Regions from separate parts of the Homo sapiens genome. Here regions 2 and 3 are each linked to region 1. Evidence: read pairs that join two places in POLR2A ChIA-PET (ENCODE). Cell type or tissue: GM12878. All regions are shown on one strand. Links, peaks and the distances in the headings refer to the core of each region. The heading gives the core; the rest is flanking DNA. Region 1 overlaps CAMKMT (calmodulin-lysine N-methyltransferase). Region 2 has its middle 160 kb from the start of LINC01833. Region 3 overlaps CAMKMT (calmodulin-lysine N-methyltransferase).

The links. Peaks named below come from ENCODE experiments on the same cell type or tissue, not always from the same donor. Only the 100,000 strongest peaks of a DNase experiment are listed, where the experiment ranks them.
Region 2: POLR2A ChIA-PET joins it to region 1 with 6 read pairs; 1 of 35 experiments calls an interaction of 5 or more read pairs at or near these places.
Region 3: POLR2A ChIA-PET joins it to region 1 with 6 read pairs; 4 of 35 experiments call an interaction of 5 or more read pairs at or near these places.

Annotation. Positions count from the first base shown.
Region 1 is chr2:44,611,489-44,622,274 of GRCh38, reverse strand. All of the region lies in intron 3 of CAMKMT (calmodulin-lysine N-methyltransferase), which reads right to left. Among named protein-coding and RNA genes, the nearest start is that of CAMKMT, 250 kb to the right of the region's middle. In GM12878, for the core only: no CTCF peak of the experiment used is centred there; a DNase peak (open chromatin) is centred at 5,464; H3K4me3 peaks cover 567 bases; H3K27ac peaks cover 1,234 bases.
Region 2 is chr2:44,773,443-44,784,228 of GRCh38, reverse strand. No RefSeq gene overlaps it. Among named protein-coding and RNA genes, the nearest start is that of LINC01833, 160 kb to the left of the region's middle. In GM12878, for the core only: a CTCF peak has its summit at 5,066; DNase peaks (open chromatin) are centred at 4,188 and 5,358; H3K4me3 peaks cover 2,557 bases; H3K27ac peaks cover 2,536 bases.
Region 3 is chr2:44,703,407-44,714,192 of GRCh38, reverse strand. It overlaps CAMKMT (calmodulin-lysine N-methyltransferase), which reads right to left. Exons shown (of 11, transcript NM_024766.5): 4 at 9,850-9,910; 5 at 7,852-7,906; 6 at 6,731-6,794. Among named protein-coding and RNA genes, the nearest start is that of LINC01833, 230 kb to the left of the region's middle. In GM12878, for the core only: no CTCF peak of the experiment used is centred there; a DNase peak (open chromatin) is centred at 5,702; H3K27ac peaks cover 257 bases.

The DNA of each region.
Region 1 (10,786 bases), core at 3,344-8,343:
GATTTTTTAAAAGCTAAAAAGACACCAGACATAAATAAGTGGAAGTTTTCCTCAAGATTTACCAATTTATGAGGAACGAGAAGCCAAGGCCATTTTTGAAACCAAAATGAGTAACTTTGTAGTTGACCTTGTATTATTCCTTACCACTACCTTTGGGTGCCTGGAGATTGTTGACTCTCCTAGAGAATGATTTACGTAAATTAAACCACTATCTGCCTTATTGTTCAAGCCAATAATTTAGAAGTTATACTTGATTCTTATCTTTCCTTCAACATCCCTCACATCTAATCCATCACCTTTTACCTCCAAATTACATCTTGAATTCATGTATTTCAATCCATTACTATTGCCACCACCACAATCCAAATGACTATCATCTCTAACTTAGAATAATGCAATAGTCTTTTATCAACTTTTCCCCATTTTACTCTTGTCCTAAAAATCTATTCTCCATGGAGCAAAAAGAATAATCTTCACAAGATACCAATTAGATCATGCTATTCCTTTGGTTAAAACCCCCAATAGCTTTCCACTGAACTAAGAATATAATCCACACACGTTACTCTGCCCTACAAGGCCATATATGATCTGGACCCAGCTTATTTCCCCAACTTCATCTTGAACCATTCTCACCCTTCCTGCTACACTTCAGCCATAATTAGTTTTCTTTCATTTCCTCAAACATACTAAACACATTCCTTCTTTCAGCTCCTTTGTATTTGTTTCCTCTGCCTAGAATATGTTCTCCCAGCTTTCCCCTTGACTGGTCTATTCTCATCCTTTAGATCTCAGTTCAAATGTCGCTTCCTCAGAGAAGCCTGCCAGGCCATCCAATGTAAAGCAGCCTCCCCCATCCCTTTCTTGTATCTTACTTTTCACAATCAGGAACACAGGTAGAGCCTTGGAAAGACCCTGAGTCAGGAACATGAGTAGAGTTTTGGAAATATAACTGTAACAACAACTGTTACATGGGTTGTGCTTTCTTATGCTTTTTTTTTTTTTTTTTTTGAGATGGAGTCTCGCTCTGTCGCCCAGGCTGGAGTGCAGTGGTGCGATCTCGTCTCACTGCAAGCTCCGCCTCCGGGTTGGCGCCATTCTCCTGCCTCAGCCTCCCAAATAGCTGGGACTACAAGCGCCCATCACCACGCCCAGCTAATTTTTTGTATTTTTAGTAGAGACGGGGTTTCACCGTTTTAGCCAGGATGGTCTCTGTCTCCTGACCTCGTGATCCGCCCGCCTCGGCCTCCCAAAGTGCTGGGATTATAGGCGTGAGCCACCGCACCCGGCCTGCTCCAGGCTCTGTTCTAAGAATTTTACATGTATTGTCACTTTATTTTCTTAGCAATCCTAAAGACAAGAACTGTAATAACTATAATTTTACAGATGAGAAAACTGAAGCACAAAGGAGTTGAATAACTTGCCCAATGACACATAGCTAAGAAGGGGTGGAGCCTGAATTCTAAACAGGCAATCTGGCACTAGAATCCATGGTATTAAACATTAACTTTTTTGGAAGAAAGAATCTGTTTGTTTTGAAACAGAGGGTAGGAATTAAAGATAAATAAATATAGAGTAAGGAAGAAGTGTGAAATAACTCACAACTATTGTCCTTTCTCACAGAATAGATGTTCAAGTCATCTATGATGCCTGATGAAATTGGCTAGAGGCCAAGTTGAGGAATTAAAGAGGTATGGATTTGAAATAGTTCCTGTTTCAATGGGGAATGGGTAAAATGACCACCAGGTGGTACAAAGGGGCCACCTGAGGCTGAAAATCATAAATGTGTAATGGTGCCATCAACAGTTATGCATTTTTCTTCAATAGCTTTTGACAGCCCAGGCACAGAGAAAACCAATTTTAGCTTTATGTAGGGTTAATGATAGGATGAGTAAGCATAAAAGAGGGTCAAGGGGTGAAAGAATTAAAGGTAGTGATAAGAGTGTGGTTGAAATGTCCAACAGTACGGTCCTGGCTGGGCAAGACGAAAAGGAGTTTAAAAAAAAAAAGTATCAAAGGACAATAGGATAACAGATTTGGGAAGAAAAATAGGTGTGTTTAGAAAAAATCTATCACAATCTTAATCACTGGTAATTCTGAATAACAATAAATGACATCTGAATACTAATTCTATCTTAATTATATTAAGAAATTATTGCTAAGTCTTTTTAGATGTGTTAATGGTATTGTGGTTATCTTTTAGAGATAGACACTGAAATATTTATGGAAAAAATTATATGATTATCTTGGGTTTGCTTCAAAATAATATAAAAGAAGTACTGAATGGGATTTTCAGCGGGCAAGACTGGGCATGGGTTGTCACTTACTGGGACTGGGTGATGATTACATGGGGTTCTGGCCAAATGTGGCTATCTTAAAAAGCATCTAGAAGAATCCACTTTGAAAACATGAGTCTAATGTTGAAATATTTATTTCCTACATATCATCATTGCTATCCACAGCATTGTATAGGTATGAAACCATAGGGTCAGAATTCTAAATCCAATGTTAAGTGCATACACCAAGAATGCCCTGTTTATAAATCAAGCTCTTCAAAAAGGACGTAACCACTGTAGGTTGCCAAGGAGCTAGCTATAAAATTTCAAGTCTAGCTTAGCAAAAAGTACTCTCTAGTAGCCTGAAAGAATTTATACTGTAAAATATTTTCATTTTCATGCCTTTTGGAGGGTCGGCAATTGCCAAGTGATAGCACCAGCATGTAACTGTAGAAAATGTAGAACTTTGTTACAAAACATGAATTATTTATATATACACACACATATGTGTTTGCAGATGCATATATATATATATATACACACATAATCAGCTAAAATTATTCTCACTTATAAAAATGTACAAGAGTAGGTGCAATGAATTACAAATTATTATATTTAAGTTATTTGCCAGGTAACCCTACTAAATACCAAAAACTTTAAATTTGAGAATTTAAAATCTCAATTATCTATATAACACAGAAGTACACTCATAACAATTTTCTGATATTAGTAGATGTTAAGACTATTCAGTAATCTTTAAGTTCAAATGCAGACTTGAGTAATGGTGTTTTCAATACCTCAAATAAGTATCCTGTAGAACTTTTTCAAGGTCAAAAATGAAGCTTCTCAAAGATATCCTGTTTCCATCGTTTAAGACAATCTTACGTGTATTAGTACTACATCTATGTTTCCATCCTTCTGTTTATATCCCTTCCATGAAAATCTGCCTCAGTCTTCTTGGACCAAAGGTCACAGAATAAAAACAATAGTGCCCTTCCTAATCCCCAGTGATTTCCAAACTATTTATGAGTAGATCTGAATTTACAGTAGTCTGGGAGAAATGCATGATGTCAGAAAGGCTTTTTAAGTTTATCATAAATGAAGTTATCAATAATTACATGAAACATTGTCATCAATTATACATGAAATAGAATAAAAGGTAGTTGTACAAAATAACTGCTTAGAGAAGCAAAAAATAAAAAATAAAAAGTAGGTAGAAGCACTGAGAGCCTTACTGCTGAACTCTGCAGAAGGCGCCTTCAAATAAATATTTCAAACCTTCATATGAATATTTTAAGCATGACAACTACACATAAACACACAGCCAAAGTGCTCAAATCCACTCAAGAAAGACTATTAAGTCATCAACTTGCTCCTGACAGGATCCACTGAATATGGCAACAGTGAGAAGTCAGGAGACAGTTGGAATCATTTCAAGACTGCTAATTTAACTTGTCTTAAAACCAACCAATGCTCAACGTGTCATCATCAATGTCATCTCATCGCAGTCTGAAAAGCCTTCGACCTAAAGCAAAAAGGTCCCCAAGTGCCACCCTTCTTGTCTACTGGTTGAAAATCTAATTGGTTCTGCTGACAGGCTTGGGAATTGGTAGGAAGGCTGTTCAGTTAATCTCCAAGGGCCAGCAAAAAGCTCAGTATCCATCTCTGAGCTTTGCTCCCTGGCTGTCGTAAAATGACTCTGATGGCAGTGCAAGCTCTTATGCTTCAGCTGTCTTCTGACTTCTGTTAAGTCAAATTCAATAAAGTTTGTCACTCAATAATCTGAGAGCTACCCAACAAAACCTCTTTGATCAATAACAGCTTGCCTGCTTGCACTTGGGAAGGTGACCTATTAAAGATTAAAAACACACCTGCTGCTTGAAGCAGAGAACATCATTTTTTACTTTTAAATGAAAATTCATCCATTAAAATCAGTTTAACTACTAGAAGTGTATACAAAGAAACAGGAAGGAGATGAAAAGAATAGCTCAGATATGATGCTTTCTTGATGTCTGAATAAAGTTTGATAGTTGTATGCTTCTGCTATATTTGGCTCTTACATAAGCCATCTATATCCTATTTTTTTCATTTCAGTATCACACACTCATTTATTCGTTGCCTGCGAACAGACAAAGCATTGGTATTGTAATATTAATTCAATCTTCAATCAAAACAAAGTAATCTGTTGTCCAATATCATCTACCTTCCTGCAGAAGTCACGAATGCTCACTCAGAGAAAATGCACTATATTCTTTAAAGCCACACTCTTCATTTAAGTGGTTTTCCTTCCTCACTCACATAAATCAGGCAAGCCTGTGACCAGGTAGAACTCCAGGTAACTTCAAAGTGAGGAAATATGGCTCAGTGAGCCCATCGTGCAGTATAAACTATTGGATAAAATTAGATAAACATCTGTGCTTACATTCCCACATTCAAGCCTCCCATCTTGAAGATTAGAGCTTTTATAGTTTGAATTATTCCAAAATAATTTACAATTGAATCAGTATCATCAAGATGTTGTGACTGTTTTTAAGAAAAAGATTACTGGATAACTCTTTTTTAACTTGTTTCCAATAGCAGAGGACAGCATACATGGGGTCTCTTCCCTTACCTAAGGAGTGTGTGTTTAGGATGCATTTTGTTGGCAATTCAACAATAATAATTTTGAAATGTGTTATCATATTACAAAAGACACTACATAAATACAATGAGATTAAAAACTCCTGCAGAGCCACAGTTATGGGTCAATATTAATAAAAGTTTCTGCTAGAATGTGACTTTGAGTTTCCTGATTATCAGCTGCTCTCACCACATAGCAGATGAATTTCCCTCTAGAGACAAATGTGTCCACCTCTGAATGTATGTATATCAGTCTCTTGTGTGGGTATTTTTCACAAAGTTTAAACATGTTTATTTTGTAAGGCACTAATTTTATCCCATGACATTCACGGCACTATCACGTAGGACACATGTGACAAGGAGATATGGATTACATCTCCAACAGCCCCTAATAATTTCATCATAGTCTCTTTGAACTCTGCAGCTTTTTTTCCTGATCTGAATTAATCACTTCTCCCCTTCATTGGCTATTATCTCCTCAGTTTTGTGCTTTTGGTTTTCTGGTTTCTATTTGAAATGTCTTCATCAAAGCAGCTGCATATAGAAACATGAGCTCATTTCTGCTTTCGTTTTCTCCTGATTTGTGTGATATGTGTAGATCAAGGTTTTTAACTCCTGTATGTAGCAACACATAAAGTTCAGAAAGGCCAACCTAATCTAATTAAGGCTTTCTGACTAAAATAAGGTAATTCCCCATGTCAGTTGAACCCTGGGATGAGGTGACTCAGTTCAGAGGATATCTTAGTTTGTTCAAATATATAGTTATAATGAGGTTGAGCTGAGGACAAGAAACCTTACTGCTTGTGATCAAGAAATGATCACCTTTTCTGGTGAATCAAAAAAATATATTGTTAAAGGTTGTTCTATTAGTATATATATGGCTTGTAATAAAAAGCTTTTAAGTCATCTAAATCAAATGACAATTGTAAAAAAAAATGTGGGTTTTGGAATATTAAAATTAGAGACAACAAAGGAACAAAGTAGTCACTAGAGCTCTTCTTCCATGGGGAACAATTGCTTGGCAGATAAATGCAATTTTTAAAGGTCTAAAAGTTGGTACGTGACTAACTATCTTAGGATGTGTTTGTAAAAATACATTGCAACAGGGAATGACAGGAGCAAACTTGTGTTTTTCAAAGATCACTCAGCTGAATATGGAGATTGGGTTGGAAGAGCACAAGAATGAAAGCAGGGCACCGGCAGGGGGCTGCTGCACAGTTCAAGAGACAGAAGATGGCAGCTAGGACAGAAGGGAGCAGAGTGACAGTCAGATTTCAAGGACAATCCACAGGACTTATGACTGGAGGTCGGGGGAGAAGAGGTGTCCAGGCTGACCTCTGGGTTTTTGAAGTGCACGGTTGGCTGGATGGAGAGTTTCCACCCTGATCTAGGGAAACTAGAGGGAGAGCAAGGGACAGAGAATAGGCTGTAATTCAGTTTTCAGCATTTGCTGAAAACATACTGGATGTTTTGGTGACATGGGATGAATGCCTGCATGTCTGCTGTGCCTCTGCCTGGAGTCTTCCCTAACTGCACAGTTGGCATCTCTCATCTTTCAGAGCCCACTAAAAGGCTACTGCCTTTGAGAGGCCATCTCTCTATGGGTCCCCCTATTATTCTCATTCTGGAGATCCTATTGTTACTTAAATTATAGGGTGTGGTTAAAAAAACACATTACAATACTTTAAAAATATTGACAAGAAATTAATCTGTATGGTATACCAACTCAAATCATGCCCAATGCCCCTCAAATGTAATATTCCCCAAACCACATCCATCATCTCACCTAAATGCCTCCAAAACTGTACCCTCCTCAGTGAACTGCATCATCATCCTGCCAGCTACCCAAGGCAGAAACCTGGGAATTATCTTGCGTCTCCATTCTCCTTTGGTTACCATATCCAAGCAGTCACCAAGTTCTAGTAATTTTTTTCCTTCTAAATCTCTCTCAATCTGTCTACTTTTCTTGATTCCCCTGGCCATAGCCGTAATTCAGTTGCTAATCATCTTTAACCTTGATTATTGCTCTTCCCCGGCCCCAAATGGTTTCTCTGACTTTGGACTTACATCTTTCTAATTCATTCTCTATATACCAGCCAAATGCAAACCCCCTGATGTGAAAGTCATCTGGCATGTTAATGGAATAGCAAGGAAACCAGGCAGGGCATAGTAATTCAACCTGTAATCCCAATGCTTTGGGAGGCTGAGGTCGGGGGATCACTTGAGGCCAGAAGTTTGCCACCAGCCTGGGCAACATAGCAAGACCCTATCTCTAAAATAATTTTTAAAAATTAGCCGGGTGTGGGGTGCACCTGTAGTCCCAACTACTCAGGTGGCAGAGATGGCAGGATTGCTTGAGCCCAGGTGAGCTATGATGTCACCACTGCACTCTAGCCTGGGCAACAGAGCAAGACCCTGTCTCAAAAAAAAAAAAAAAAAAAAAAAAGCAAGGAGACCAAAGAGCTGGTTAGAGTGAATAAGGGTCAGTAGTAGCAGACTGGGTGGTGCACGGGACAGTAGTAGCAGACTGATGATGCAAAAGAAAAAGAAGCAAATTGCTGGTGTGTGTGAAGCATACTGAGACAAGACTCTGGAGGGGACACAGCTTTCTGCTTGGAACATCTTTCACTCTAGAGTCACAGGACTTGCTACCTCTTTGTGGCTTTCAGCATTTTATTCAAATGTCTCCTCAATGAGGCTTTTCTTGACCTCTGTATTTAAAATTGCAACTCATTTCTCTCAACTCCAGCAGATTTCATCCCCTTCCTTGCCTTGTTTTTCTCCAATGCACTTATCACCATCTGTTATACTCTATATTTTATTTATTTATGTTCTGCTTATCTTGCTCATAAGAGTATAGCCTTCATGAAGGCAGAGATTTTGGTCCGTTTTGCTCTCTGGTGTATCTCCAGCATCTTCCATGTGCCTGGAAAACAGGCACATTCAATAAATATGTGCCTTCGACAAATATGAAGAATGCAATGCAACTGTTCCCCAGTCACAGTATCATTACTGTTGGTTTACTTCTCCGTCATTCTCACCAGACAGGAACTGTATTTCAGTCAGTTTTGTGTTCCTTACACTTAACACAGTCCCTGGCACAGGGAAGACACTCAAGTTTCCATAAACCCATCTCTCTCTTCCCCTGTGAAACACTTACTGGTTCATGCTATCCTCTTTGCCCAAAATGCCCTCTCTTCTGTTTTTCACTTTCAATATCTAGTCCAAATACAACCTTTCAAAAGAAACTATGTGTGATCTTTTTTCTAAGAATTATTTTAATTGAAAAGGAGAAATGGGAGAAAGAAAAGCATTATAGGTTTTCTGGAAACAAATTATGTATAGCCCCTTCTACATTTGTATTTATCTATTTTATAGGGCTTTTCATATTCTGCCTTGAGTTATGCTTATGATTTCTGCCTTTAATTAATATTTGTCTTATCACTGTTATGGAATAACAGGTTTTTAAGACTGTTAGACATCATGTAATTGAACCTCTTCATTCCATAGAGACGGACGTGAAAACCAAGGGGATCACATGACTAGTGACAAATTAGAACTCCACGTGCTTCCTCCAATACTCTTTAAGGAGTCAGACTGGCTGATATGGACTTAATCTCCCTATGTCTAAGATTTCTCCTCTGTAAAAGAGAAAATAAACTCCTAAGGATATCATGAGGGTTAATGAGATGATATATGAGAAGTACTTAGAACAATGCTGCTAGTAAGTGCTCAGTAAATGTCAGCCGTTGGTATAATTATTACTACTGATTCATCTGTGAGCTCCTTGAGAGCAGGGGATGTGACTTATTCACCTTTTTATTTCCTGATGAGTTAAACACAGTGCTTTGCATATAGCCAAAGGTAATATTAAATATTAAATATTTTAACAACTGGCACAGCATACAGTCCTGACCAATCAGAATGATGTTGCCCTGGCACTAGATGAGGGTCCTGAAGTCCTGCTGCTGTGCTATTCATTTTCCTTTTATTTTCTGGGTCACAGGGAGATCTGGAGGTTTCTGGAGGAGGATCTAGGACTTCCAGAGCCTGAGAGGTGGGGTATGGCATTCAAGAAAGTGCCATTTCTCTACCAGTAAGGAAATATTTCAGTATTTTAACAACTGGTATCCTTGTTCTGCTGTATACCAGCTGACTGCTGCATATAGTAGACAGGCAAATGCTAATTACATAAATAAAAAACAAACATAAGAGTTAAAATTTTCTGTCAGTGACATTTCCATGTTACCAAAATAATGTCAAATACAGAAATCTTTTACTGCTCCCCAAAAGACTCATTGAAATCTCATGTAAATTTAAGAGAATACCATAGATTCCTATATTCTTCTACCCATTCATCTTTTCCTTTCACCATTACCCATATTGCCAGACAATGTATCTGGAAGAAATGTGTATGCAGACAACAGAAATTGTAGACTGGCAAAGACCTATTCAAGTCTAGAGAAAATCTTGACTTAGGCTTTAAAAGTCAATGACGTTAATGAGTGAGAGAGAAAAAGAGGAAGGAAAGGAGGGGGATTGAAAAGTAAGCTTAACAATAATTAAAATAGTCTTACTAGTTATCAGTTCAATGAGTTTTTATATCACTTTTGAGTCCCTGTTATAATTTAATAAACATGTTACTTAATAAACTCTGCATTTAAACTCCAGAATCAACCTTTCATCTGCATTTGGCCAATGTTGATTTTTTGGTGGGCTGGTCCAAATGCAAGTAAGCCATTTTCTATTCATGGACCTTTTAATGATAGGAACTAATAAAGTATTGTGCTGTATTTCCAAAGTTATATAACTACTAAATAAGTATTTAGTCCTAAGAATAGGGAAATATCCATAACTGTAATATTATTCAGAGTGAGAGGAAATTACTGCTACTGAAATTCCGTAATCACTACTTCCTCAAAGTTAACTCTCCTTTTTGCCTTTTCAAAGTGCTGCATTTAGTCAATAAATACACCATTTCTGACAACTAAAGCTATGGTGATGAGTGTGATGCTATCTTTATTGATTGGCAGGGAGATACTGAAAATTTTCTGGAAACCTTTAACTATTAGTAACACATGTTGACAGCTACTCCCCTTTAAGACAGCAATATATGCTGGTTATTCTATTGCCCGAATGATTATTCCCATAAATTAACTTTCTCTTTTGTTTACTATTATCAGGTTTTGATCATTCTAATGATAACGGCTTCCTGTTAGGTTTAAAACACAATTCCAGTGCATAAAAGTTAAGTAAAAGGCTTTTAAAATTTAAAATTACATATGGTAATTACATTTGACATCACATACATAGTTTATTAGAAAGTTACCCAGATGATATAGTTTGGATGTTTCCCCACTGAAATCTCATGTTGAGATCCACAATACTGGAGGTGGGGCCTGGTGGGAGGTGTTTGAATCATGGGGGCAGATCCCTCACAAATGGCGTGGACCATCTCTTTGGTGATAAGTGAGCTCTTGCTCTGAGTTCACACAAGAGCTGGTCATTTAAAAGTGTGTGGCACCTCCCCCAACCTCATTTGCTCCTGCTTTTGCCATGTGATGTGCCTGCTCCCCTTCACCTTCCACCATGATTGGAAGCTTCCTGAGGCCTCTCTAGAAGCCAAGCAGATGCCGGCACCATGCTTCCTGTAAAGCCTGCACAACCATGAGCCAATTAAACCTCTTTTCTTTATAAATTACCCACTCTTAGGTATTTCTTTATAGAAGTGCAAAAATGGCCTAATACACCATGCTTAAAGGGCTGAAGAAAATATTATTTAAACTCCCTTTTGTGGGTGTTCCAGAACACGAGTTCTTAAATTAAAACTGCTAGGAATAATGTGACTTACTTTGTAATTTCTTCATTTTTTCACTATTAATTGTAGTCAAAAT
Region 2 (10,786 bases), core at 2,674-7,673, 160 kb before region 1:
CGCGTGAGCCACCACACCTGGCTGGTAATTTATAATTATTTTATAAATGCACTGGCACATTTCAAATGCAAGCTATGTGTGGGCGGTCATTTTGTCTTTCTCACTTGGCTCCAACATGTAATAGGGTTTTTCGTGTTCAGTATTAGATTCCCCAGGGTGCCTAGCACACAACAGGTAGAGGCATACCTCAGAGATATTGTGAGCTTGATTCCAGATCACCACAGTAAAGCCAATGTCACAATAAAGTGAGTCACATGAATGTTTTGGTTTCCCAGCACACAGAAAACTTATGTTTACACTATACTGTAGTCTATTAAGTTTACAATAGTATTGTCTTCAAAATGTACATCTGTAATTAAAAATAGTTTATTGCTCAAAAATGCTAACATTCATCTGAGCCTTCAGTGAGTCACAGTCTTTGCTGGTGGAGGGTCTTGCCTCGATGTCGATGGCTGCTGACAGATCAGGGTGGTGGTTGCTGAAGGTTCGGGAGGTTGTGGCAACTTCTTAAAATAAGACACTAAAGTTTGCTGTATCAGTTGACTCTTACTTTCAGGAAAGATTTCTCTGTAGCATGCAATGCTGACTGATAGCATTTTACCCACGGTAAAATTTCTTTCAAAATTGGAGACAATCCTTTGAAACCCTGCCCCTGCTTTATCAACTCAGTTTATGTAATATTCTTCATTCTTTGTCATTATTTCAACAGCATCTTCACCCCGAAGTAGATTCCATCTCAAGAAATGACTTTTGTTGATCTCTAAGAAGTGACTCCTCATCCACTCAAGTTTCATCATGTGATTGTAGCAATTCAGTCGCATCTTCAAGCTCCACTTTTTATTTATTTATTTTTTGAGACAGAGTCTCGCTCTGTCGCCCACGCTGGAGTGCAGTGGCACAATCTCGGCTCACTGCAAGCTCCGCCTCCCGGGTTCATGCCATTCTCCTGCCTTAGCCTCTGGAGTAGCTGGGACTACAGGCGCCCACCACAACACCCGGCTAATTTTTATATTTTTTAGTAGAGACGGGGTTTCACCATGTTAGCCAGGATGGTTTCAATCTCCTGACCTCATGATCTGCCCGCCTCGGCCTCCCAAAGTGCTGGGATTACAGGCGTGAGCCACTGCACCCGGCCCAGGCTCCACTTCTAATTCTAGTTTTCTTGCTATTTCCACTACATCTGCAGTGACTTCCTCCACTGAAGTCTTGCACCCCTCAAAATCATCCACAAATGCTAAGATCAATTTGTTCCAAATTCCTCTTAACTTTTATATTTTTACCTCCTCTCATGACTCAAAAACGTTCTTAATGGCATCTAGAATAATGAACCCTTTCCAAAAAGTTATCAATTGACTTTGCCCAGATCCATAAGAGGAATCACTATCTATGGCAGCTATAGCCTTGCTTAAGGTATTTCTGAAATAAGACTTGAAAGTCAGAATTACTCCTTGATCCATGGGCTACCAAATGGATGTTGTGTTAGCAGGCATGAAAACAACATTAATCTCCATCAGAGCCCTCAGGTGACAGGTGCATTGTCAATGAATATTTTGTCAATGAGTATTTTGAAAGGGATGTTTATTTTGAGCAGTAGGTCTCAACAGTGGGCTTAAAATATTTAGTAAACCATGCTGTAAACAGATGTGCTGTCATCCAGGCTTTATTGTTCCATTGACAGAACACAGGTGGAATAGATACAGCATAATTCCTAAGGGCCATAGGGTTTGCAGAATGGTAAATGAGCACTGGCTCTGGCTTAAAGTCACCAAAAGCTGCATTAGCCCCTAAAAAAAGAGTCAGCTTGTCCTCTGAAGCCAGGCATTGGCTTCTTCTCTCTAGCTATGAAAATCCTAGATGGTATCTTCTTTCAATAGAAGGCTGTTTCATCTACATGGAAAGTCTATTGTTTAGTGTAGCCACCTTCATCAGTGATCTTAGCTAGATCTTCTGGATAACTTGCTGCTTTGCCTTGCACTTTTATGTTCTGGAAATGACTTCTTTCCTTAAACCTCATGAATCAACCTCCACTAGCTTCAAACATTTCTTCTGAAGATTCCACACCTCTCAGCCTTCATAGAACTGAAGAGAGTTGGGGACTTGCTCTGGATTAGGCTTTGGCTTAAGGGAATGTTGTGGCTGGTTTGATATTCTATCCAGACCACTCAAACTTTCTCCCTATCAGCAATAAGGCTGTTTTGTTTTCTTATCATTCCTGTGTTCACTGGAGTATCACTTTTAATTTCCTTCAAGAACTTTTCCTTTGCATTCACACCTTGGCTAACTGGTACAAGAGGCCTAGCTTTCAGCCTGTCTCAACATTTGACACGTCTTCCTCATGAAGCTTAACCATTTCCAGCTTTTGATTTAAAGTGAGAGACATGCAACTCTTCCTTTCACTTGAACAGTTAAACGCCATTGCAGGGTTATTAACTGGGCTAATTTCAATATTGTTGTGTCTCAGAGAATAGGGAGGCCCAGAAGAGGGAGGGAGACAGGGAACAGCCTTTCATTGGAGCAGTTAGAGCACCCAGAACATTTATTAAGTTCACCATCTTATCTAGCTACAGTTTGTGGTGCCCTAAAACAATTACAATAGTATCATCAAAGATTACTGATCACAGATCACCATAACAATTTAATAGTGAAAAAGTAAATATTGTGAGAATTACAAAAATGTGACAGAGACATGAAGTGAGCACATGCTGTTGGAAAAATGGAGCCAATAGACTTGCTCAAAGAATTGTCACAGACCTTCAATTTGGAAAAAAAAAAAAATGCAATTATCTCCTAAGTGTGATAAAAGTATGTCTGTATTGATTAGATCAGTGAATAAAAATGGAGGAGTTTGGGCCCCCACCACTCCTCCCTTCCCCCGCAGTGGTACCTGAGGTAGCCCTGCAATGTTCAGCCTGGGGCAGAGGAAGGTGAAACATTGGGATCCACCCCAGAACCTCATGGGAGAAAGTCCCCTGCAATGTATTACATATTCTCTAGGGCCAAGCTAAATGTCTGACAACTCTCTGACAGTACCAGAGAATTCTAACTCCCTGAGGTGGCCAATATCTCTGGTCCTCATAATAGAATGTTTTTTATCTCAAATACTTCAGAAGTTAGCATGAACTGGGAATTCAAATTATGTCGTTCAGCTCTCCTATGTTACAGAAGAGGAAACTGATGTCCACAGAGATTAAGCAGCTTGCCTACAATCACCAGCTTGGTACTGGTAGAGTCCAGGCTGGACTAGGTATTCTGATTCAAGGTTCATTGTTCTTTCTCCTGTAGCCCACTTTCTCTGGTGTCCTCTCTCAGTAGCCTGAGAGTGATGTGCCTCTGTAATAGGTTCAATTTCTGAAGGGTAAATGAGGCCTGTGGTACTTGCATCCTATTTTTGTGTTTTTGAAATGTTAGTCACTATGTAACTCACCACATTTTAGGCAAAACATTGTATCAAAAGTTAAACGTAAGGACGCAGAAAAGTACCCCCAGAGAATAGATCTAGAACTGCATGAGTTATCGGTTGCTCATCACTTAGTTAACAGACTGCCCCAAATGTAGTTGCTTTAAAACACCACCATTTTTAGCTCATGTTCTGTGAGCAGGCAATTTGGGTTGAGCTCAGCTGGGCAGTTCTTCTGCTGGCTCACCTGGCCCACTCACACAGCTGCAGCCAGAGCTGCATCTCCCAGGGGCTGTTTGGTCCTCGTTTTCTGTTCACTCCCAGGAAAAAAGAGTTGAGCCTGCAATACTTTATCTGGTAAGACAAGTCTGCGACTGAGACAACCAAGCAGGCCAACCCTCGCTGTTCCTGGGAGAGCCACTGCCGTTCAGTGGCTCATGGCTGAATAATGGGGGTGACTAGGCCACATGTCTCCACTGTCTAGCAGCACAGCCTGGGTTTTTTCACATGGTAGCTGGGTTCCAAAAACATCAAGATAGGACAAACCTCAATGCACAAGTGATTTTCAAACCTCCGCTTGTACTCATGTTTACTAATGTCTCCTTGGCCAAAGCAAGCCAAGCCAAGTTCAGAATCAAGGAGTGAAGAAAGAGTCCATTTCTTGATGGAAGGAGCTGGAAAGTACTGTTGCTATTCCCCAACCCCACCAATCTACCACAAGGGTAGAGCTGGATAAATACCTACAGTATCATATTCATATTGAGATTATTGTAACCACTGATGGTTTATCTAGTCTCTTGGGGGTGAGGGTGTGTGTGAGAGGACCCAGAAGCAGCACCTGGCTGTGAGGTGAGGGAAAACCACTAACAGCTGGCAGAAATGCAAGCTGGAGACTCAAAACCTCTGTCACCCAGCCCAGAGCCGAGGTTCTCATCTTATGGGGCAGAAGGTGGGCCAACCAGGAGTATCCCTGGAGAGAGGAAAGATCTCTGGACACTCAGAAGCTGTGAGCGGCTTCATTCTCCTCCAAGCTGCTTCATACTTGCTCTCGCTTGGCATCATGAGATGCTGCTTGAGAGAGAGACAGAGGGACAGTGAGAGATCCACTCAAAATGTAGGCTGGATCAGGGATGTGGCCTCTGCTCCTAAAAATAAAGCCTGTGGAGGAAAATGAAGGCTAATGTACCTGGAGGTGGAACCATAGGTCAGGTGGGCAAAGCTTTTAAATGTACTGCCTTCTGGGTTGGGAACAGCATGGTGACATTCCCTGAAGCTCAAGGAGAGCTCGGCCATCAGAAGGCAGACTGCAGATCAAGACAGTGATGGCCTGAGCTCACTTTCCGACCTAGTCTGACAGTCACATCGTGTTCAGCTTCTACCTTTCTCACATTGGTAGGCTGCAAACCATCAAAAAGTAGAATTTCATATACAAAGCCGAGTCCTTATTCTAGATTGCACAGGTGATGCCCAGACAACAAGCCAACATTTTCAGATCCCACCGCCCAGCTTTCACCATGGACCTGGCCTGGGATGGTGCGGCCTCGGTGCCCACCGGGAAGGCAGAGTGGCCCAGCGTGGGCGGCAGAGGTGAGGGAGGGAACGCTGCTCTGAGGCCTTTTTCTTGTAGCTCCAGACAAATTAAAAACCTCCTTACCAGCCATTCATTCTGAGGAGGCCTCTTCCTTCCTCCACAGGGGGGCTGCTGTGTTGGAAGCCGATCGGATTCAGGGAGGCTGGGCCTCCCGGAGCTCTCAAGGAGGGGGAGCGGCAAGAATGGAAAGAGAGAGGCCCTAACCCTGAAGAGATTGGCAGGCAGGGAGTGGGGGCAAAGTGCAGCCCAGGTCACTGGGAAAAAAGAAATCTCAAAGTAAGGGAGTGGGGGAAAGTTCCACTTTCAGCCTAATTATGAAAGAGGCCTCGGTAGAGAGGGGCGGGGGAGCCCAAAGAAGAGAGAAAAGGGAAGTGAGATGTTGCAGAGAGCAGAAAGAGATTCTCAGGGGGCACAGGCTATTGAAGGAACGCAGGCAGGGAAAGGTGCCGCCTCTTCAAACGTGGGTCTGTTATAACTGATTTTGAGAGACCTGGAAGCATGTTCGCCTGGGACTCCCAAAGAGGGAGGGCAAAATGCCCTATTAAGGGTGGGACGAATTGATTTCCCAAAGAAGCACAGCACCATTTCCTCCAAATGCCCTCTGCAGTCCTCCTTAATCTGCCCTGGAGGCAGCAGGTGACCTCTGCACAGGCCCCTGGAGGCGCCTTTGTTCGGGGGCATTCTGCGGCCCGCCCCGCCCCCTCCCCTTGCACCTGGGCAGCAGCCTCAAAATGCACTTGTCCACCCTTGGCCGGCTCCCGTGGTGGGATGGCGGATGCCTTTGTATGTGAAAAGCCACGAGCCCTCCAACTCCTGTTTTCCCTTCGGCTTGACACATTCACTAATGTATTTCCTGTTCACTCCCAGGAGAAAAAAAGAGTGCCTGCAATACTTTATCTGGTAAGACAAGTCTGTGACTGAGACTACCAAGCGGGCCAACCCTTGCTGTTCCTGGGAGAGCCACTGCCATTCAGAAAGCTTGGCTCTGCCCTCGAATCCCCAAGTGTTCCCTGCCGGGTTCTAATCCAAGCCCTCTGAGGTTTGCTAATTTAATTGTGTAATGGTCCACACCTGAGACATTCCCTGAACTATCTTTAGGACACTACTTAGCCTAAAAGAAAGACAAATAAGAGTATTAAGACAGGGACTTAGACATTGAAAGCTTTTACCATCTCCAAAACATCTGAGTCAAGCAGAAGAAAACGGGGTGGGAGGATGAGGGGTGGCCTCAAAGTCAGAACAAGCAACAAGAAGTAAATAAAGTTCTTGCTAAGTGAGTCTGAAATATGTATTTAGCCCTTGTAAATTAAATAACACTGGTTTTTAAAGAGTGATTCTCCGAACATCTATTATTCACATCAGTAGGACAGACGGTAAGCCACTGTAAGATTTATAGAAACTAAAAGACTTCCCATGCTAAAGGTTAATGAAAGTGTAATTTGAATCATGAAATCTTTATGTGTCGGCTCAATTTACACCGAGGGCTCATTAAGGATGCGTTTGGTACAGCGGGCGGCAGGTGACGTCACATTAGTATTTAAATGGGCGGGGCCAGGCTGCTCTGCATGTAATCCTTTAAAAATATAACAGCCTCTCTCTTTCCTTCTCTGTCTCTCCAGCTGTAACAACTTCACCAACTGTCTGGGTTCCACCCCGAGGATTTCACTGAGAGAACACGTTAGAGGGAATCAGGAAGCAGAAAAAAGGTCACAAATAAGCACCTCAGGAACAATGAAAGCTTTTCTCTATGCAGCAGTGGGAGAGTTGCTAGAAAAACTGGAAAGGTATTAATCAGAAGTGGCTATAAATGCTCTGGAGTTTTGCTCTTATAAAACTCCTCAGAGAAAGTCTTGAAGGAAATGCAGGTCAAAGCCCAAAAAAGCTCTTGATCAGAGATTGCTGGAGGAAAATCTTCCCAGACGCCGTTTAATAGGCAGCAATCACCCCAGGAGTGGGGAAGCCAAGTACGCTTGAAACATGGTTGCAATTCCTAATAGGTCTTGTCACACTTAAGGCACTGCAAGCTCCATCCAACGAACAGCTGAAGCTAGCTGGCGATTCATAAAGCCAACAGTTTAAAGTTTATTATGATGAAAGCACTTAATGACAGCCATCGCTAGGGGCCCATCATTTATAAAGCTGTGCTGAGTATTAGACATGTAGCATGACCACCAATTTTATGTCACAATTGCTACCATAAAATGACCTTTGGTGATTTTTGCTGCATGTGGTGGACAGCTCTTCCTTCACATTAGTGCTCTGTGGCTTTCTTTGCAGACTATTATGCTGTCTAAAGCTTATTTGGCACTGTCGTGAGCCTCAACCCTTGCTATTACCCCGAAGGCCTGTCTTAAAAAAAAAAATCTCATGCTCTATTACGCCACTCCAATAATTTACAGTTCTTACCAGCCTTGGTTAGCGTAATATTTTAATGCAAATATGCTTTACCATTGGATTTTATTTTAAGCACACACACACACACACACACACACACACACAATTTCCCATGCTTCTGGCTAGCAAAATATCCATTTTATGGGAGTTCACTGAAATCGGCCTCTTATTCTCTGGTCAGGTCTCACTGATTGAGCACTGTTTCCTCTGGGTCAGTTAAAACATCACCAGAAAAAAAAAAAAAAAAAAAGGGTTACTTAAACTTCTGTTGAGATTTTTTTTTTTAAGATCCTATACATGATAAACCCACTTAAGGCAGAAACACCAATTCTTATTTCCCTGCATCCAGTCGCAATGCAAATTGACATTTGAGTAACATTATTTAATTAGGCTTCCATTTTTCCACCTTCTTTGTGTAGTTAGGAAATGTTTGAATACATGCCAGTTTACTGCTCCAATGTAAACTGCTGCTAAGAAAGTGGTCTGTCCACGCTACACCACCTTTAAATTGTGTATATAATTTTATAAATGATATAAAATCTGCTTCTAGCCCTGAGGAAAAAACAAACCATAAGCATGGCACACTGCAATTTTGGAAGGATTTAAAATATGTGATTTCTGCTGGTACCTACTGTATTGGGTTTTATATAAAGCTTTTTTCAATAAGGTAAATTGTTACATGACAAACTCATCTTCCACCATTATCATCTGCTGTTTGTGTTTAACAACAGGAGTCCCGCTCTAACAAAACTGTTGTAATGGCTGTACAAATTACTCAGCTGAAAGCTTTTCACCAAACAAAACAGTATTAATCAGCAGTTCTTATGAAGGTGCTAATTAAAAACAATTTTCTTCCTCAGTTTGCAATACTAAAGCCATCTTCACTTGCACAGTTTCCAATATACAGCTACTGTATTTGCTCACACTTCAGGCCCTCTATTAACTATTGAATCTCCTATTAGCCATTTTATTACATTTCTGTTTACAAGCTTGTTGACATTTTAAAAGTCACGGTATGATCTGTTTTATCTGTTAAAAAATGTATTAATTGAAAAGTCAGGGGGACAAAAAAAGCAAAATACAGACTCCAAATGCACAGACTTCCAGGGCAGAGAACACTGTGAGCATTTAGCCACAGCCTGGAAGGTAAGCTCTCTGGGTAAAATGAAATGTGAGAATTAAAAGTGGCATTTCAGGCTTAATGGTTTGATAAACACTAACAGGATCCTTCCTAATTTGGAAGTAGTCCACTCAGGAAAACATATTTACCCTGCCTAAAATCAGCCTGACTTTCAAATCCATTTTTTCTTTATGGTATACAATCAACATAATTATGATGTTTCATACAGCCTGAACTCAGGGGATTTTGATCTAGGGTGGGGATGTACCTGGAATCTGGCGGCTGGAGCCCAGATCTCGGGTCTAAATAGCTTAATCTTTCCTGTGAGTGTGTGTGTGTATATGCTTGTACATATACTTTGACTCTCTCCCCTATGTGGGCATTCTGCCCCACCCCCAGAGTCCAGTGAGAGGTTCTTGCCAGACAATGCTAATGAATTGTCTGGCATAGATTGGAAACAAGTCAAATGCTGACTAAGCACAAAGAAAATCCATGGAAGCTAGGTTCCTATTAAAAAACAAAAACCACCTAACCCTCATGAGCAGGTTGCCCCACTTTGGTAGCAGAGAGATGGAAAAAAACACCACTACCTCCTGCCTCTGGTATTAAAACCAGGTTCTTCAGCTGTCAAAAGCAGTTAACTAGTTTAGGACAGACACCTGGCTGTTGAAATAGGGCTCCAGAGGGCAACTAATCCTTCCATTCACTCAGTTAACTGCTGGATCCCCCAAATTGATTCAACAGGTATGCAGTGGTAAATTCAGCCCATACTGAAGCCAAAGGGAAAATCAGCAAGGGGCGGGCAGCTCTTCTCTGAAAACACCCGAGGAACTAGCCAGAAAAGCTTTTATGGCCCTGACAAGTTTTCTGCTGAATACTGAGCACCTAAATTACCCTTCCCTAATGGAAGTTACATTTTCATGCTCAGTCAAAAAGCCAACAAAATACACAATTTATACAAAATAGCATCAACCTCTTAGGTAGTCTTTTCTAGCACTTTTATCCCAATTCATGGCATATGTCTTGCTATAAAGTAAAATATATTTCTTATAACCAACTTGTATGTAGCTATTCATCTCACAGCATTAGAACTGACCACGGGCAATATTAGAAACATTCTTTCATCCAACCAAATCTACTTAGTATGACAAAGGAAAATCATGAGTTTTATCAGAAGATAAAGGTACACAAAGAAAAGAAATATTATTCTTAGGATTTCCTAAGCAGACAGGCTTCCTTTCTGAAACAAACACATGCATAATTACATAGGCAATTATGGAATGGGCCATTTCAATTGCAATTGACTCATAGAAATAATCATAAAGTTCAAAAGAAATGTAAATGGACAAACTTTCAAAGCTGCTCTATTTCACTTTTCAGTATCGGCATTCCATTAAACTTCGGGAAAATAAAAACTAAAATTATTCAATAATATAGAACATTTCTTACAAACTTTCAAAGAACCTGGACTACAGAGATTTCCAGGTGAGGATCCCATGAAGAGCAGATCTAGGAAACCCTTAACATTGTATAGGAGATTCTCTAGGTTTTAATTACATAATAAGTGAATTTCCTTACTACGTATCTCTTGGTAGCAACAGTTCAATTCTGAAACACTGTTCTCAGATATTTAAAAAAATACATTCCTAGTTTACTTTTTAAAATATAGTATCTCCCAGAGACATAAACACTGGATTTCTCCACCCACAACACACAAATACAAATTGAATTCTTGCCAATTCACGTATTTTCTTGAGAGAAAAAAGAAAATATTCTCATAGTCCTGCTGTTCCATATTTAAAAAGAAAAAAGAATAGACCATCTTAGGTGCTACTACAGGGATGCGTTTTCTTTGTCTGGCAGAGTTAGTTGCAGGTTTTACACAGGAAATAATTTTGCTGTATTTTCACCAGTATAAATGGAATGGCTTGTGTTGCCTTTTAAAACATGCCAAATTCTAATTTTTAAACAAGAAAATATGAAGCCAGTGTGCAACCTATACAGTCACCAAAGGAGAGCTGCCACTAGCTGAACTACTCAGCTAAATGGCTGGTTTGCATTGCCCTGGTCTTTATCTAGCACTGAGAATAGACTGCTGTTTTATCCAAAGAGGAATAAATTGCTGTTATTGTGATGTTAGCCCATCACTTGGCATTGCAATTCAAGTTTTTGTGAGAAAGAAATGTATGATCTAACTGCGACTTGACCTATGCCTTCTGAGATCCATCTAGGTGCTCTAATGGAGCAGAAAAAGTGGTGAATACAAGGACATGCAAACTGATGG
Region 3 (10,786 bases), core at 3,194-8,193, 92 kb before region 1:
TGTGGCCTAACTCTAACAACCACAAAAGACCCTGTTGCGTATGTTTTCTCTACTGACCTCTATTCCTGGCTTCATCATATTTTCCTGGCTTTCCAATTTCCAACTGCCCTCACTTTCCCATTCATTTTATATGATATATTCTATGTGTCATGGTAAGAAGCCTCAAAATCCCTCTTTTGGAATAAGGCAGGTTTACATAAACAAGAAATAAAATAATTCCAGTGAAGGCTGCAAGTTGAACTAAATTGGGCCCATGGGGAGGACACCAAGCAGACAAGCGATGTTCTCCTATTGCTCAGAAAAACAAATTTCCTGAATGCTCAAAGCAAGCATTGACCAAGATCTCCCTGCAAAAACAGAGCCACAGGACTTTTTAACCCAAATCTCTGCTTGAACCACCAGGCACACCCATTTCTTCTCTGAGTGAATAAGCAGGTACTGTGATAGCTTTCTTCCCCCAGGGGTGGGTAGGAAAAATCAATTAGGTCTGCTAATGAAGGGCTTTGTTGAGGTTTACAAAAGTGCTATAATGCAGACTTTTTTTTTCCTGGGTGAACTTTCCTGTATGCAAATTAAATACCGTTAAATTACATTCATTAAAAAAATAAAAGAGACTAATTTGCCTACTTGTTTTGATTAACTAAAATGACACATCGGCCTACAGTTCTGTCTATTTCAGGAAGAAATTATTTCAGGAAAGTCTTCTAAATGAAATGTCTTGCAGAAAAGGACAGCTGACATCTTTATTCTGAGAAGAACAAAATTAGTAAAGAGTCAGCTGACAACTGTTTTTGATTAAGTTCCCCCACACTCTGGCCACACCCTCCTTAGAGTTTCCATGGCATCCAACCGCATGCCATAATGTGCCCAGTACACCTGTAGAGTCGTATGAGTACATGACTAATCTATCAAGCAAAACATATTATTTTGTTAGTGGAGGTAATACTTTTTATAAAATAGTCTCAGGGAAGTTAAATTATATAACTCAGAAAACCTATTAATAATTTTTAGTAAACATCTTAACACTATATACTTTTATACAATTTATAAACCTGTGACTCCAGGTGGTCAGGCTGAAGCAAACATATGTATTTATATTCTAGAAGCAATTTTTTAAATAAAAAAATTCGACAGCAGTATTTAGGCTGCTTTATTTTTAGAACTGGACAGGAAATAAGTTTTGTGGTTTAAGAGGTTTTTTTAAATATTAAAATGAGCATGAGAAGAAAAAATGTCAACAGTATATTAAAATATTACCTTAAGAGATAAATTCAGACATCCTGCTCCCCACCCCTTACTTTAGGTCAGATTTTGATGGTTCTTCTGGACGGCACTGTGTTGTCCAATAATAGATTTTATCATTCTTCTGTGTCACCTCAGTGTAATAAAGGAAATCCAATCACATTGAGTCGATATGTCCAGGATAGTGTTCAACACAACGGGCCAAATCGTGTTCTCTGAACCGCACCCACCTTCTGGAGGACTTCAGTGGGAGGGACTGGGTGCAAAGAAAGCCTTAATGTGATTTCTGATTAAATGAATACAGAGTAATTGCCTCCAATCCCCTTGTCTAGGCAACTGGACTTCCAGAGCTACAGGATATATGTTTGTGGCTAAAAAGAAACCGGAATTCTAACTCTAGGTTTTCTTCTCAAATAAAGCCCCGTTCAGAGGTAGGGCTCCATTTCAATTTTGTTTCAGTTGATTTTTATTCTTAAAAAATATTTTTATATAATAGTAATTTAAACAAATTATATACATGTTATATGTATGCATCATATTGTTAAAAATATCAGCCTCCTCCTGCAATTAGCAATTATTTATCAGTAGTTATATATATATTTTGAGAGTTGGCATGTTGTTTAAGCAAGAAGATATTTCAAAAATAATAACACTGTGATTCACAAAGCACCACTTTCTTGGTTTATGTTATCTTTATTTTCGCTGGAATACCAAAAATGAGGGTAGGAAACTATGAGATTATAATATAAACCCTATTCATTTTGATCTCTCAAGTTTTTTTTTTAATGCTTAATGTGGCAATATTTGCTAATTTAAGGCTGCAAAATATTCTTAAATGTGCTTATTACTCATATGAATTGAGAAGATACCATAGAGGTACTATAAACTCTGTTAGCAATGCCAATTGTTATGTTCGTGGATGAGAGGCCTTTATTTCCAGAGCATGTAAGGAAATGCAAGATGACGTTCACCAAATCATTTTAGTTTTTGGTGACCCAGAATGGTTTAAGTCGAAAAAACATAAGCTTTGAAGTCAAATGAACCTGGCTTCTAGTGCTGGTTCTAATATTTGGGGGCTGCGTGTCCTGGGATAAATTAATCTCTCTGAGCTCCATCTCTAAAACAGAAGTAATGATACCTATTTGTTAGGCTTAATGGAGTATCACGTGTGATGGGCCTGGCACACAGTAGGTGCCCAATTCACGTCAATTCATTATCTTAGTGTATAATTCAGGCAAAAGCTTTGGTAGGGTGAAGAGGTGGGTAAAGTAACTAACATGAGGTTTGGCAGTTACACTTTATTTTCTTTTCCTGCTGCTTAGAATTAATTACCTGAACCGGGCACAGTGGCTCACGCCTGTAATCCCAACACTTAGGGAGGTGGAGGCAGGAGGATAGCTTGAGCCCAGAAGTTCAAGACTGCCTGGGCAACACAGCAAGACCTCATTCTCCACAAAAAGGAGAAGAAAAAAAGTTAGAATTAATTATGTGAACATTTATACTGTAGAATTTAAATAACCAAAGTTATCAAAGAACTTCTGCCCTTCATGTATATAAATGTATTCTAGCCAAGGCAAAATCTGTGCCCCACAAGGATAGGTACTAGACCTATCTTGTTCACTATTGTATCTTTAGCACCTGTAATGACATGCCATTAATATTGGTTGAATTAATTTTAATTTAATTCCAAAAAATACATATTTGTTGTGCTGCTACCCAATCTGAGGCACATATAGTTTACTTATGACTCATCAGTAGATGGAAGTACAGCCGGCATTGGAAGAAGAAGCCTGGACACAGGAAGATGGCCCGGGATTTCCGTGTTATTAACCATCTATGGTACAGGCTGCACAGCCCACACGAAGCTTCACTTATTAGTTACTCAAGTCAGGGATTGTATTAAATAAAAATAATGTTAAACCAGGGGTGTCTCCTTTAAAAAGCACAGGGGATTTACCCATTTTTGGAGAATCCTAAGTTCAAGATCATGATCCACACTGTGCATACTTTGGGGATAAGATGCTTACAGAGAAATGGGTCACCAAACATTGGAATTTTCTGCATAGAACTGCTAGATGTTTACTAAGGCAGGGTGCTTGTGCTGGGCACATTAGTGATTGTAGCCAGAGAGGGTTGCTCACCTTCAGGAGTTCTACTTTTATTCATTATAATTTAGAAGAGGCTTAGCATCAATAATAACTCAGTATACCATGTCTCTCTCCTATTCCTAGGTCATTGTTATCACAAGTTACAAACCTTATGGAGTAATTATTATATGTGGGCAGTTGAAGATTTCTTTCTTGACACTAAAGGGGCATTGCCAAAAAAAAAAGAAAAGGAACATGTTTCACACTATTTTAGAATAAATTTGAGAACTGGACAAACCAAATGATCCCATTTCTAATTTATCCTTTGTTCTCTTGGGGTACAGATAAAATGGCATCTGTAGGGAAGAGCAGCTCTCAGGTGTGGGGGCTTTGAGTTCGTAGACCCAGCAATGCAGTTTAAGGATCAAGGAGACTTTAGGGAAAACTACCCATGAATCTAAGAAAATATTTGTGACTTAAAAATTTTTACCTCAAGTCTTAATATCTTTCCAGACATCTCTGTTTAATAAATCTCAGATCAACATCTAGCTTTTCAGAGTCAAGTTGGAAAACTCAAGAAGACATAGGCAATCCATCTGATACATTTTAGGGAGATAATAAATAAACTCAAAACTGGTTGACATGCTTCTGTGATATAAAGATTCAGAACCAATCCATTCATTGCCTCACATACTAAAACAAATAGAAATAATATAAAATTAAAAGGAAATATCAGGAAATGCTGTTTTTTTTTTTAAAAAAAGGTAAAAATCAGAATCTTAGAAGCTTAAGAGACTAAGAAGATTCAGTTGGATTCATTAAATTCAGAAGCCAAGAACAAAAAAAATAATTTTTAAAATGATAAGAATAATATACAGGCCAATACTCAGATGCGATATGCCATTGCCAGGCCAATTTTCAATTACATTTCACTGATGTATTCATTTGTTTCTTAATGTGCTCATCTTGCCCATTAAGAATAATTAGCAGCTTTACTAACAGATTTTCTGGCTTCTGGCAATGTTTCTCCCCCTTTTTTTGTTGACATCCACTTTTACTTCTTAGAAAGTAATTTTTGAATAATATCCTACAACTGCTATATAATTTAGACTTCCTAAAATTTTAAAGGAAAGATGTAAACAGTAATTTTTAAATAAGTTTGTTTCAATCTATATGCATCAATAGTATGTGATTCAGTGAATTAGTTATTCTTACAGAAAGTGGGCATGCAAATAGAAAAAAAAATCATTCATATTAACCTCAGTCAGTAAAACAGATGACAACGAATGCCAATTGTAAGCTCTGTTAGCAAATCAAGAATAACATTAGTATTAAAAGCAGGAAAAACACATTGCCAATTTTAAGGCTTTATGCATGCTTTTTCTCTTAATTAAAAAAAATTAGATCTGGTTACAACAGAAAAAGGCATACAAACACAGAACAACTGCATGGTAAAAACGGAACTCCATCAGGAAAGTCCTAAGAGATGAAATAAAACACACTACCAGTTTTGGTCTGCATCCTGAAAAGACCTACTTTATCTACTTTGTAAAGTTCTTCCCCTCCTGCCCTTTGGCACCCCGCTATATTAAACCCATTGTAAAACCCAGCACAATAAAGCACTCTCAGGGCTGAGCTTCTGAGGACCAAATGTTAAAAATCCATTTTCTTGGGAGGGGGCTGTACCAATCATTTCTTTGAAAGGCCGGCAGAATGAATACAGAATCTGAGATTTCCTCTCTGATTTCAAAAGCTGGCATGGCATCTTTGTTGTTTAAAGCAAAGGTGTGTTAATTAATGACATTAGCATTGCTTCCCTTCTTTGGAAGCTCTGTAGTTTAGCTCAATAATAATTTTAGAACAATTAGACTTACATACTGACTACAGATGTTTCCCATAGTTTGATAAAAGTTCTAATTGGTTTCTGACGCTATTAAATAAGACACCTGCTGACTTGAAAAAAACCTTAGGTTACCGGGCCCAAGCTGAAAGTTTCTGTGGCTAAAATAATCTTCTCTTGTCCAATAATCCTGCTCCCCCCACCCTCTAAAAATTCTCTGGGGCTGAGCTGGCATACCTGAGCTTCCTCTTGCTCTGTATTCCCTGACATAAGGAGGAGGAGCACAGTGAAATGATACATGGATACATGCACGAAATAACTCAGAATAAAGCAGAGTGAATGAAAAAACATCTGCTCATCTTCAGGAATATTTTGAAAAACTTGAGACAGTCTCAAGAACGTGATTAAAATCCTGCATTTAAAAAAAGGAAGCACCTTTTGTGATCTCCTTCCCTTGTGTGAAAGGCCAAGATTGTGATTGGCTGTTTTTCCTTCCTGAATTTTTTTTAAGTCTGTCAGGCAATTAGCTGGGTGGGGCTCTGTAGAGCATACAAGTGTTACTGAACAATATTAGCTACTGTGCTTCTCGTTCCTCCTTTCTCCTGTTTGAGCAGCTTGATGAAGCTGCTGCATATTTTGAAAAAATCATATGGCAGAAGTCGAAAAAGAAAATCAGAAATAGATTGTATGTAAGATGCCACAGAAATCAAAACTGCTTTGGCAGTTTAGGAGCTTAAAATTCAAATAAGTAGATTGTCTCCCTCATAATGTAAATGTAAGGCACACCAAAAAAAAAAAAAAAAAAAAAAAAATCCAAAGCAAACATATCTGCCACTTTTCCTCTCAGTTTCTAACAGCTGTTAACTGCCCCTGAACAAATCAGCTCGACTGCTAAAGTAGCTACATTTATGCTTGCTTTCTTAGTTAAAGTACAGTTCAATTTTCATGAACTCTGTGTACATATTAGTAAAGCATAATCTAATGGAGTTTGAACTGCAATAGCATAGCAGAAAAATAGAGATAGCTTGTATAATCCTAAATAAAATCCTAAATAAAAGGAAATAATGAAGAACTGACAGCTGTTCCAGTGGGGGATATAGGTACCCTCAGCAATTAGACCAGGCACAATATTATACAGTACATACAATATCAAGTGTATAAATGTAATAACAAACATGAAGCTGGAAGTTAATATTTGCCAGCAATATCCAAATACAATAAATACCAAATAATTTGTTTTACACTGGCAAATTCCAATGGAAATAAAAGAACAAGAATGCTTGAAAATTATTATGAAACAAATTTTCTTATTGCCTCGGGAGGTCCACAAAAATAGGCTCCTTTCATGAGAGATGTCTATAAAAATCTATGGAAAGAAAAAAACCTACGGAGTTGTATGCAAGGAATTCATATATTTCTACTTTTTCTTAATTACTTATCATGTATGTAGGGGGGAAACTCTCTTTTAATACCCCATGCTGTCTTTCTTTATATCAATTGTTACTCAGCCAGGAAAAAGGAATGAGCACAACAAACCCGTTTTCTATCTGAATAAGGATACTTCTGATGGCCTTTTCATTCCCATCAGTTAACAGAACTTCTTTGACATCTGCAGAAATAGCAACCTGAAAAAAAAAAGGGAGCACAGCAAACAATGAGCAAATATGCTTGTCTGTGTGGAAGTGAAGACAGGAGTGACAAGCCTTCAGTATCATGCTTCCTCACCTATTTCTCTGTAACAATCTTCAATCTTTTTTCATTTTATGTCTGCATTATTTTAATCATTCAATCAAATCAGTCAATACTTTTATCATTCCATTTGCGGGAGCCTCTATCTTGCTATCATTCTGTTCGGTAATTGCATTGTGACAGCGGATGATGGTATTCTGAGAGGCTTTCATTTGTGGGCTTCTGTTTATCTAGTAGAGCCATCATACAAGGCTGTCACTCTGCCTTTCAGCTTGCTTCTGTCTGACTGCCTGATGCCCTTCATATAACTTTGCATTGCAGGCAGATGGCTTTGTGAGGGTAATTTTTTTGTGAGCTTTGACATGCTCGCACATTGGGCTGTAACCTCGACACATTGTATAAGAGCGACAGGTTTGTCAAATGCCAATCAGTGTAACAATATGCTTTTATTTGTAGAGACATAAAAACTTGTCTAATGCACTGTGCTGCTACATAATATCTCCTGAATACATGACTCAGAACCCAGAGAATGGGGAACGACGTTCCTGAATGGCCAATCTAATTCAAAAGAATCTAATTACTGAGCGCTCTGGATCATGTTTGTTGGTGTAATAATGCAGGCAAAACATTAGCAGCTATATCATGGTGCTCCAACTGTGATTCGCCGGGCTATTCCTGTATCTTAGCAAATGGGACTATAATCTGAAAAAAAAAAAAAAAATGCTTTCGCTATGGCAAAGAAAGACTGTGCGAGGCCTGGAATGTCACAACAAGCAATATTGACTACACTGAGGTAAAATGTTTCTGCTCATCGAGGCAACCATAAAATCAATATGATCCGAAAGTAAGTCAATCTAGAAGGTCTCTCAAGACCCGGCAGCTTGACCGCAGCTGATGCTGTTGACGGTTCTCTGACCCAGCAGTTGGAGGCCCTGGAACATTTTTCCTTTTGTTCCTCCCTCTGAATGGGATTGGAATGGAGAAAAGACCTACCATGAGCCCAGCCAAGCATGTCATGCCACCCCCTAGCTCACACACAGCAAGGGCCCTGAAAGAGAGAAAAGAAATGGTAGAACCCATACAAATTAGATGAAAATGGTCAGAGAGAGATATATGTTACAAGAACAAATTGCCATCTGCAGTAAGAACGGCGCTACCAGGAAGTTGTAGAGACATGACTAGGCTACCTCATGTCGTTTTGCGTTTTAAAAATAATTATGAAATAGAAAAGTCACAAAGCAGGCAAATCAGTGGGGGTTCCCTCATTAGTGTTCACTGCAACATTACCACCGCTGAGCTGAAAAATCTGAGAAGGTTCCCTTTTTTTCCCTTGTCAATGGCGCTGTCTTTTAGAACTAAACTAGCTAGAGTAGCGAAAGAGAAGTGTTAGGAAAGGATAACACTGTTAATCCACATTCATTCCTTCAAAAACAGTTAGACAAGTAAATGAAGAATATATATGAGTGTGTATATACCTATATTATAGTTACATACAAACAACACACACAAAATAAATAGATGCAATCCTGAATTTTAAAAAAAAATTCTTAAACAAACTGAAACATTTTGGAAAGCTGAACAGTCCCCATAAAGAACAATTACACAAAGAGCATTTAGCAATTAACACTTAAATCACAATTGACCCCAACACAACACAGTGAATAAACAATGCAGGGACATAATATGGTTAAGCCAGCAAACCCAGGCTAAAGTAATGACTGGGCTCTGACTTCACAGCTCAAAAGTAAAGCGGCTCAGAGTTAAAGCTGACAGTCTAGGGTGGCACTCTGCACTTACCTTCCCCTTTGTGCCTAAATATCAGCCCTTAACGTGTGACATTCTCGCCCTGGCCCACTGCTCGCTGATTGGAGCTCCAGTCAAGCTTAAGCACAGCGAGATGAACAAATGCCAGACTTCCAGGGCAGCTCTGCAGCCCACATTCAAAATTGCCCTGTTCTTATTTATATGCTTAGACTCTTAGGATTGTTTCCTCTTCCCAGTTTGGGAAGTTTATTACCTCAAGAGGAGAAAAAAAGCAAAATTAAAAGAGAGGGAGAGGTGGGAAGAGGGGGAAAGGGAGGAGAAGAAGCCAAGCAAGGACATTAATATTTCAAAACACACTTAATGAGTGTTTGGTTGTTTAAAGCAATTGTAGACTGGTTGGTAAATATGGACCCATAGAGCTTAAAAAAATACATATTATTGACCCAATCTTGTAAGTACATACGGTTAAAACACACGCTATGATCACTAGCGGCTTATCTGCTATCATAATGAGCTATTCAGGAAGTATATATTGAATGACTTTTATAAAATGAGAATTAAAATGAAAAACCTATATTTTCTGGGTCTACCAAACATCTTTAGAATTTTCAAATAAAGTTTTTTTTTTTTTTCCTAAATTCCATCCATGGGTTCGATCTGTAATGCACACTAACAGTTGAAAACACTTATTTCCGTAGCATGAATCCGTAATGGTAATTTATAGTTCACAAATACATATTGTTAGATATATAAAACTACCTTTAAAACCAGGGGTGGGATGGCATCATTAAATAATAGCTGTGAGGTATTTATCTATCAGACATTCTGTAGTGACTTCCCCAGCAGAAGTTTAAAGAATGTCTTTATTGGTTTTTTTTTTTTTTTTTTTGACCTTCACAATCAGTAAGGATTGATTGGAGCTTCACTTTTGTTTCCCCCAAATCAAAGTGAAATAAAATGCCTTGAGTGGAAATCAAAAGCCTTTGACATATAGCAAAAACCTTGCTGTGCAATATTAGTACCCAAGGCAATTCAGATTTCACTTGAGAAGCAACATGTGTTCACTGTGAACTTTTTCCCCTCTTTCTGTTTTCCTTTTCTTCCTGTTTTTCTTTTCTTATATTTTTTTCTAACAATTTAATTTGAAGAATATAATCATGGCAATTTTTAATATGTTGATTCAATATCCGTGATGGGCTAAAAAATATCTTAAGTGCAGCTCTGTACCTGAATATATTATTGTGCTTGAGGCAGTAGTAAGCCAAAACCTCTTCAGATGGCCAGATGCCTAGAAAACACAAGAGGATAAACCTTTTGATTATAGAAGTCATTCTTTTAAGAAACGGCTTTTAAAAATAATGTTCAGTACAAGCTATTTCAACTTCAATCAAACAACATTGTTATTACTTATAATATGTCATGTCACGGGTGTCTTTTATTGTTGTTATTTTTATAGTGGTGAGATTTATAACTCTTTCCCAAGGATAATAGAAAAATATCCTAAATAAATTATACTAAATTTTGATCACAAGATAGCCAAAACAGTAACAACCAAAATCACAAATATCAAGTTAAATTTTGATGGTACTTCACATAGATCTTCATCTTGTGCACATAAAATTAATTAGTATCAGTTGAAGACTTGCTTATATATGCAGCCCATATTAGGCAAAAATAAATGGGACGATCACACACAGGAGCAAACAAAACCACTGACGTCACTACACTTTTTTGTTTGATTCCATGCTAATATTTTTAAACATGCACAATTCTGTCTTTTTTTTTTTTTTTTTTTTTTTAGAGTCTTGCTCTGTCGCCAGGCTGGAGTGCAGTGGCGAGATCTCAGCTCACTGTAAAGTCTGCCTCCTGGATTCAAGTGATTCTCCTGCCTCAGCCTCCTGAGTAGCTGAGATTACAGGTGCACACCACCACGCCCAGCTAATTTTTGTATTTTCAGTAGAGACTGGGTTTCACCATGTTGGTCAAGCTGGTCTCGAACTCCTGACCTCGTGATCTGCCTGCCTCGGCCTCCCAAAGTGCTGGGATTACAAGTGTGAGCTACTGTGCCTGGCCACAATTATGTCTTTCTTCAGTTAAATAAAATCAAACTGCTGTGTAAGATTAAGAAATTTTAATTTCACCAACTTTGGTACATCTTTAAATT